Regions from separate parts of the Mus musculus genome. Here region 1 is linked to region 2. The links are chromatin loops, found by intact Hi-C in ENCODE. Cell type or tissue: heart. All regions are shown on one strand. Links, peaks and the distances in the headings refer to the core of each region. The heading gives the core; the rest is flanking DNA. Region 1 holds the start of n-TKctt18 (a tRNA gene). Region 2 overlaps Ctsh (cathepsin H).

Region 1 (4,399 bases), core at 166-4,165, 50 kb before region 2:
GGATTCTTCACTAACGACATGCATGCAATCGGTCTGCCTTGCATTGTGTAGTTGTGCTGCATTTGTGGGACACCATAAAGAGAAATGCACCAAAAAAAAAAAAAAACTGCTGGTGGTGTGCTGCAGTTTCTTGCTGCTTCCTCTGACTCTGGCTAATGGGATACTCGAGCTGAGGTAAGGAACGTGGAGGTCACATGAGGCTTGGAGGGTATAAACGGGACTCCACAGAGTGACAGAGGGAGAGCTTAGCTTGCTGGTACAGCTAGCAGGGTAGTGCTTGAGAGTCTTGGGTTTTCAATGATCTTTGCTCCCCTGAGAGAGGCACAGCTGAAAATGTTGCCTGGTGTTCCTGTTGGTCCCTCTTGCTGATTCGTGATAAGGCTGAGGCCTGGCTGTCTCTGCTAGTTCATGTCACCACTATTGCTATCCCTATTCTAACGAATTGGACTGCTGGTCTATCCATGAAGTGTTTGTGAGTGGATCAAGCTGCCACTGCCTGCTAACCTGTGAACTGACTGCCAATTTCCAAACAGCACAGATAGGAGTTGCTCCAAAGAACCATTTTAAACAAGTCCACTACCCCCAACCCCTACCCTATCCCTGTATCCTTTCTTCCCCACTACTTCTGGTACGTAGTAGGCTACACAGGAGGTTAAAGTGTTTAAGATCCATCATTAACAATAAGACTAAAGTAGGGCATGGTGGTGCACACCTTTAATCCCAGCACTTGGGAGGCAGAGGCAGGTGGATTTCTGAGTTCAAGGCCAGCCTGGTCTACAAAGTGAGTTCCAGGACAAAGGTTACACAGAGAAACCCTGTCTCGAAAAAACAAACAAATAAACAAAAAAACCGAAAAAACAAAACAAAAAGCCAGATCTTGTTTTTTAGAATAAAAACAGACTGTTTTATAAACACGATGCCACGATATCCCTTTCACCCTTTTAATTTTAGACTGTTTTTCATGCATTCCTAGGTTACCCTTAAGCCCTATGTACTTGAAACCTTGAACCTCTTGTAACCATAATTTTTTCAAACCTTATTGGTTTTTTTTGTTTTGTTTTGTTTTGTTTTTGGGTTTTTTTGTTTTGTTTGTTTGTTTGTTTGTTTGTTTTTTCAAGACAGGGTTTCTCTGTGTAGCCTTGGCTGTCCTGGAACTCACTTTGTAGACCAGGCTGGCCTCCAACTCAGAGACCAGCCTGCCACTGCCTCCTCCTGATTAAAGCCATGGACCATGCCTGGCTAGTGTTTTTACTTAAATGCAAGATGGCATTTTATTCAGCAGTCTGCTCTCAGTAACTCATACATCTACACTTTTCCATTTCGGCATGTCCTTATCTTGTCTCTTACAATCAGACTATTACAATTCTCCAGCTAATCTCCATTATGTCCAGGTCGGTTACTACATATGAAAATTATGATCCTCTGGCTCTTTTAACCTAGCAGAAATCATGAAAAGGGATGCGATATTGTAGCTCGGCCTACATAGCTTGTCTAACATGACGATGAGTCTAGGGTTGATTACCAATCAAAACAAAACCGAGGCCAGATATGATGGGCTATGCCTTCAAACCCCGCACTCAGAAGGCAGAGATAAAAGGTCTCTGAATTCAAGGTAAGTCTGGCTCATAGTGAGTTTCTGTTTCAAAAACAAAAATAAGCCAGAAAGCAACAATGTTGCTTCTTCATGATATTATTTTTCTACCCCATACCCTTTCATATCCTGTAGTTAAAAGGCAGGTGGATCCAAACAAAATATTTCTGGTGAGATTAAATAGCACCATTGTTCTCAATAAATACATAGGTATCCATACGTTATGGTGTCACTGATGGTGACAATTATCTCACTGATGTTCTATTTCTAGATTAGGGTGACAGGCAGCACCCAACAGTTCCTGCCGGTCAAAATTCTTTATTTAGACGGTGTTGTGTAACTTTCCCTCCGATACACGAACAAACGTCTGCTTTGATAGGGCACCAGCCAACAGACTCATTGTACCCAAGCTCAGCTTGGTGAGTTTATTGGGATTGTTTGCAAGTGTGTGTGACCCAAAGGCAGCTAAGACAGGGAAGAGCCCACCCTACTCTGGTCTTCAGGAAAGCATAGTTGGAGCTCCTTGGGGAAGGAAGGGTCTTCTGAATCTTTTATCTTTCTAAGCTTCCTGAGTCTTGTAAATTCAGTTAGCTTCTTTTTCAAAGGTATTTTACATAGCAAGTGTGTGTGTGCACACAACAGTCAGTTCCCTCGTGTCTCGATGGGGATCCAGGGATGGAACGCAAGAAATCTGTTAGCTGGGGTTGGGAAGTTAAGTTCCCTTCCACTGAGCCATCTTGTCACCCTTTGGTATCTGCCGAGGCGCTCAAGACTCTCCGGACTTCGGTCCCGAGCTGCGTTGGTGCTCGCGCCAGAAACTTCTGGGTGACAGGCCCCCAAGCAGGTAGCGGGCCAGCTTCCTTACTCTGCTTTACCTAAGGGAACCGGAGACTCTGGCCGCTAGAGGGCCTTTTAGACATTTGTATTGAACAGCAGAAGTTTGCTCGCATGGAGGCAGAAACAAAATACAATTCATTTCGCAAGCAATTTTACAAAAAAAAAAAAAAAAGATAGAAAAGAAACGGAAAAACAGAGAAAAAGAAGCTCGGAAAAGGTAATTTAATATATGGTACACCACTTGAAACAAATTAAAATAATGTCATTCCTTTGAGGGGACCTAGGAAAGGTGACATACCAGCTGCCCGGCTAGCTCAGTCGGTAGAGCATGGGACTCTTAATCCCAGGGTCGTGGGTTCGAGCCCCACGTTGGGCGGTTTAGTTTTCGGTTTTCCAGGTCTCCGCGATACCTGCTTATGAAACCAAGTTACTTATTGTTAAACAATCCAATACTAAAAGAACCATAAAGATGAAGCTAGTATCTTGCTAATGGCTTTTGCCAACGTGGTTGTAAGGACAGAAATGACTACTACAAGTTATATCATATCCGCACCACAAACCCACAAACAACCAGCACCGACGTGATACGTAGCATTTAAATGAGAAACAGCAGGCTGTTTCGCCTAGGAAAACATTTTGCTATTTCAGTGTTCTGTTTTAGGGGCAGCCTAAAATGAAAAGTTGGGGGATATCGTGATATGAAAATTAATGAAACGTAGAGTTCACAAACACTGCGGAAGTGATCTTCAGTTTTTTAACGTGTTGATGAAAGTAAGCTCGAAGAGCAGCGCTATTGTCTTTTTAAACTATAAGACTGCGTTGGCTACGCGCAATCGGGAACCCACCCTTAGGATTTTTTAAAATCCCTAAAAATCCCTTTCCCTACCCCTTTTATTAAAGTTGGTGATTGAAATGGCAGGTTTGTTTTTTTGTTTTGTTTTGTTTGTTGGGGTTTTTTGTTTGTTTGTTTTTTTGGTTTTTTTTTTTTTTTTTTTTTTTTTTTTTGCTTCTGTCCTTTCTCCATAGGTTTTTCCCAAAACAATTCACATAGAGTAAAAGTTTGCTTTTATATACTGACAACTCCAAGTTCTTAGATATTTTCAGTCATCCTTCAATGATTCTTTTTGGTCTTGTTTTTAGTTTTTGAAGACATGGTTTCTCTGTGTAGCCCTAGCTGTTCTGGAACCTGGAACTAGCTCCATAGACCAGGCTGGCCTTGAACTCACAAAGATCTTCCTACCTCTGCCGGGCTGGAATTAAAGGTTTGAGCAACCACCGCCACAGGGTTCCCTCAGTAATTAATTTTTAAATGTCTTCCACAATTAACATACCTTATGATCATCAATTCAAAGAACAGTTTCAGAATGGAAGACAAAACATGGACACTTCCCACAATCAGCAAGCTGAGTTTTTCAAAAGAATAAGAAACAAAACAAGAAAGGAAGAGGGAGATGGGGGTGTGGGGGGGGGCGGGGGGGGCGGGGGGGGGGGAGAGAACAAAGGAGGAGGAGGAAGGACAGAGAATGGGAGGGAGGGGATGGTGGGAGGATCCTCAGGCGTTCTAATTACACAAATGCTCTCTCTCTAAGTGTTATGCAGAGGGATGGAATTCTTCTTAGACCGCAAAGAAGCAACTGTAAACTGATAAGAAATCAGTGAAAATACCATACATCTATTTAATACAGATCAGGGTAATGGGAAGGAGTGTACGTCCACCACGGCCACCTCCATTCCTTACAGCAAAGCCTTAATTCCCACGATCTCAGAAAGCCGTTTTATTTAGAAATAATGTCATAGATGGATGTAATTAGTCTGGATGACGTCGGAGCAGGCTCCTAATCCAGTATGACTACTGGCCTCTTCCCAAAGGAGCAATCTAGACAAAAACATCCGTTTGGAGCAATGGAAGGATATTCAGCCAGAGAACAAAGCGTTGTTTCTCTGAATTAAGGAACACCAGATCCTGTCAGC
Region 2 (4,399 bases), core at 253-4,252:
TGGTAGGAAGCATGGCAGCATCTAGGCAGGCATGGCACTGGAGGAGCTGAGAGCTTTACCTCTTGTACCGAAGGCAGTTAAGAGAAGACTAACTTCCAGAAAGCTCCAGAAAGGTCTCAAAGCCCATCGCCACAGTGACACACTTCCTCCAACAAGGCCACACCTACTCCAAGAAAGCAACACCTCCTAATACTGCCATTCCCTGGGCCAACCTTACTCAAACCACCACAGTGTATAATCTGCTGTACAGAGCTGGTGAGAGCCAATTCCTGTCTTGTGTCTGTATCTCACCATTTACATGTTAGCCAAGGGTTTTGTTTTCTCTCTCTCTCTCTCTCTCTCTCTCTCTCTCTCTCTCTCTCTCTCTCTCTCTCTCTCTCTGTATGATCAGTGCACAATGTTTGAGACTTTTACATACTACACTTGTACTGTGTCATTGACTGAGCTATAGCCTCACCCAAATGTTACCTTTTTTTTTTTTTAAGTTGCATTTATTTATCAAAAAAATTGGAAGGACTCAACTGGTACACTACTTGTGACAAAGGTGCCATATCACAGCCAGATCTTAGTAATAACTAGAGTATAGAGGGGCTCTAGTTTTGCAATTATTTTGTAAATTTAAAATGGTGTTTTGAAAGAACATGGTAATTTAAATGGAACATAGTAGTTTAAAAGAACATAGTAGTGAGAGTTCAAATTAAAGTAGTTTAATTGTGAATTTTATGACACCTTTTATTGAATGGTAAAAAACATAGGCCAGTAGTGTACACCTTTAATCCAAGCACTCAGGAGGCAGAGGCAGCCTGGCCTATGCAGGGAGTTTTAGGCCATCCAGGGCTAGCTACACAGTGAAACTCCATCTCAAAAAGAAAAAAAAAATCTGTCTTCTATTACTGATGTATGTCTTCATTTCCCATTTTTAAAGATTCTTTGAAGTTAATTATCCTTAATTTATGTACTACCTTAATGGGTGACATTTTATATGTCTTTAATACAAAAATAATCTCTTCTTGATACTTGTTTATAAAGTGGATTTTATCTTGCAGCTGATGAGATGGCTCAGGAGGTCAGGGCACTTGCTGCAGCCAAGCCTAGTGACCCGAGTGGGAGACATAGACCCTTCATTGTGGAAGGCAAGATATCCACAAGCTCTCCTCTGACCTCATGCATGCACATCCAAAATAAATATATTTTTTTAACTTTAAAAAAAATTATGTGTATTGATATTTTTTTGCCTGCGTGTATGTTTGTGTAAAGATATTAGATTTAGGAGTTACAGCTAAGTTATGAGCTGCCATGTGGGTGCTGGGAATTGAATCTGCGTCCTCTAGAAGAGCATTCAGTGCTCTTTACTGTTGATCTATCTCTTCAGACCCCAAACTAAATATTTTAAAATTGACTAAAACCCAGTAAAATTTAAAAACTCTTTACTCCTTCCCCAGGTAAACTGAATATTTTTTTTTTTTTGTTTCGAGATTTTAGTTGGAAATATACTACACTTATATTTCTACTTCTAGCAAAAGTCAATTTACATTAATCTTATCACTTGAGAATATACTTACTGTGCTCTGTGCTTTTTTGGGGTGTTTCATAATTTTCTTGTTGTTGGTTTTTTGAGATGGAGCTGACCCTGTAACCTTGTCTTGCCTGGAACTTGCTATGTAAACCAGGCTGGCCCTAAACTCACAGTGAAAGTGTTGGGACTAAAGGTGTATGTCACCACACCTGCAAAGTTTTTTATAATTTAATTATTTTCTTCATATAACACTTTGGGTAGTTATTCCTAGATACCATTTTGTTGTTATATAGGTTTTTTTCTGATTTTGTTTAAATTTTTAAAAATTTTTAAATTAGCCATTTTCTGAGTTCTTTTCCATTTTCGTTTGTTTTGCTTTTCCATGGAGCTGGGGTTTGAACCCACGGCCTCATGAATGATAGACAAGCATGGTAGCTAGATTGCAGGTTCATTTTGAGCAGTTGTGGTGTCCTTGGACCTTGCTGCTATTTCCTGTCTTCAGTGGGTTTCTTCTCATACCACTCTCCATTGACTTGGGAGTCTTTAATACACCTAGAGTTATACTTTTATTTCATGTTATTTTTTAACTATGACAAAATTTTTTTTAATCATGTTTAGGTCTTTTCAGTATGTGTGTGTGTGTGTGTGTGTGTGTGTGTGTGTGTGTGTGTGTTGGCACTAGAAATTGAACTTAGAGCCTCACACAGTCTTGGCAAGTACTTGACAAGTATATTGACTTACATAGTCTTGTGTGTGCATATGTATATGTATCATGTATGTGCATACGTGTCTTGAGTACACTTGTGTGCTGAGGCCACCAGGGTACATTAAGTACCTTCTATATTGTTTATTATATATGTACATATATAATTTTTGAAAATTATTTTTGTCTGTGTTTGTTTTGCCTGAGTACCTGTGTACCATATGCATGCAATGCCCTTGGAGGCCAGAAGAGGGCAGCAGATCCACAGGACCTGGAGTTACAGATGGTTTGGACCTGCAATGGAGGTGGATGCTGGAAGAGTTACAGAGGGTTCTGACCCACCTGTGGGGGTTCTGCTCCTCTGGAAGAGAAGCCAGCGGAGCTGCCGGTCCAGCCCGCCATCTTATTTTTTGAGACAGTCATCTCTCCTTGCGTATGAGCGTGCTGTTTACGAATCTGCCGGTTTCTATCCCCAACACTGGGTTTGAAGCACACGTGGCCACTCCCAGGTTTTATGTGGGTGCTAAAGACTTAAACTCTCGTCATCCTATGTTCACAGCAGATGTTCTTACCCACTGAGCCACTTCACAAACCCCACAAGTCCTTTTGAGTTTTTGAGACAGGGTCTTACTAAGTGACCCAGGCAGGCCTTGAATTTATGATTCATATGAACGGCCTTGCCTAGATGGTGATGATGATGATGAGTGTGTGTGTGTGTATGTGGGTTGACTTAGTTGTAGTGTCTTATGTAACTAGAACTTTCTAATAGATTAAACTACAATTACATTTGTCAAATTTTGTCATGAACATTTTTTTTCCAATTAAGTTTCTAGCTCTCAGGAGGCCCAAGGGCTACAGCCGGCTGTAGACAAGCCCCTGGAGCTGAGAGGCCTGCAGAATAGCCTCTAGAAGAGGGCATGCGGTGTAGAGGACAGGGGCATAAGGGCTACCCAAAGGAGGGCCTGCTGAGGAAGTGGTGGGGCACCCCTACTGGGAGCCAGTGACAGCAACAGCAGTCACAGAGATAGATGAGATCTTGGCTCTACCCTGGTTGTGCCACATCCTGGCCTATTTGCTCCATTCTTCCTCCCCGGGTTTGGAAACAGCAGAATCTCTAAACCTGCTCTCCCTCCTGGGATCTCCATCTGGCAGGCATCAGCACCCGAACCATACTCCAAGCAAGCAAGCGATGCTTTCTCTGTCCAGAGAGATGGAATTGAATGTCAGTTAGAGACCTACGCCCAGGGAGGTATTTACTGTGTGTTTATTGAATACACAACATAGAAAAGGTAACCATTACAGCTCCCAGTACATGAAGAGAGCTGGAAAGAGAGACGATTCTAGGTCCACGTGGGTTTGGGTCATTAAAAAACCACAATCCAAGCGTATTTCTGGTGATGATGTCACGTGGGTGGGCTTGTCGCTATTCAAGTTTGTCCTTCCTGTCTTTAGGCGTCTAGACTCAGGAGTGAGAGGGCCTCTGGGTGGATTTCCACACAATTTTCTCCAGGGTGGCATTCTCATCGAAGGACCAGTTCCTCCCTTGGTCTGCCAATCAGTTGCCCGTGCAGCCGTGGCTTATACCTGAGGAATGGGATAGGAGGCACAAGCAGCCAGGCCACACATGTTCTTCCCACGTTCAATGAGGAAGTACCTGGGCAGAGAGAAGGGATTGAGGACTGATTAGTAGCATCTTCGCCTCAGAACTTTCTAGAATGTTCTGGTGCAAACCAAAACTTGAGAGATTAGGCCCTCTGTATTTCTTCACAGAACAGCTATTTTATCAGCAGGAAATGACTGGCCGCACTTTGTAACTAAATTCTTCCTTTTTCTCCTTGCATAGCCTACTTCTCCCCGGAATTGATGGAGGTTCCCTTCTTGCTGCTGTCTGGGTCCTCATATAGCTATCTAACAGCCAGTATGGCTTCCTAAAAACAAAAACTCTCCTTCTCAGTTGTGTGTGTGTGTCTGTCTCTTCATCCTGATTCAAAGGGGGTGGGGGTGGGGGCTGTCACTCACTGTAACGAATTCACTGATTTCATTTCTCAGACCCTTCCAGAGGTTGGTTTTGTCCCAGCAAGACGTTGAGGTCTGCCTGTAACCTTCAGTTACAGACCTCATTAGCTGATTAGTGTCCTGTCCTTTGCAGACTTGTTGGGACCTGGGATCCTATGATGGGG

Evidence for each region. Hi-C counts contacts between places; a loop is a spot of excess contacts. Peaks named below come from ENCODE experiments on the same cell type or tissue, not always from the same donor. Only the 100,000 strongest peaks of a DNase experiment are listed, where the experiment ranks them.
Region 1: a loop joins it to region 2, with 2.4 times the contacts of the local background. A loop is called at or near these places in 1 of 42 quality-filtered maps.

The regions. Positions count from the first base shown.
Region 1 is chr9:90,124,914-90,129,312 of GRCm38, reverse strand. It overlaps n-TKctt18 (a tRNA gene), which reads left to right and starts at 2,732; the gene lies at 2,732-2,804. In heart, for the core only: a CTCF peak has its summit at 2,494; DNase peaks (open chromatin) are centred at 492, 1,972, 2,452 and 2,792; H3K4me3 peaks cover 1,538 bases; H3K27ac peaks cover 457 bases.
Region 2 is chr9:90,075,156-90,079,554 of GRCm38, reverse strand. Ctsh (cathepsin H) reads right to left here. Exons shown (of 12, transcript NM_007801.3): 12 at 3,460-3,873. The coding sequence ends at 3,798. Among named protein-coding and RNA genes, the nearest start is that of Ctsh, 23 kb to the right of the region's middle. In heart, for the core only: a CTCF peak has its summit at 2,462 (motif pointing right); a DNase peak (open chromatin) is centred at 2,514.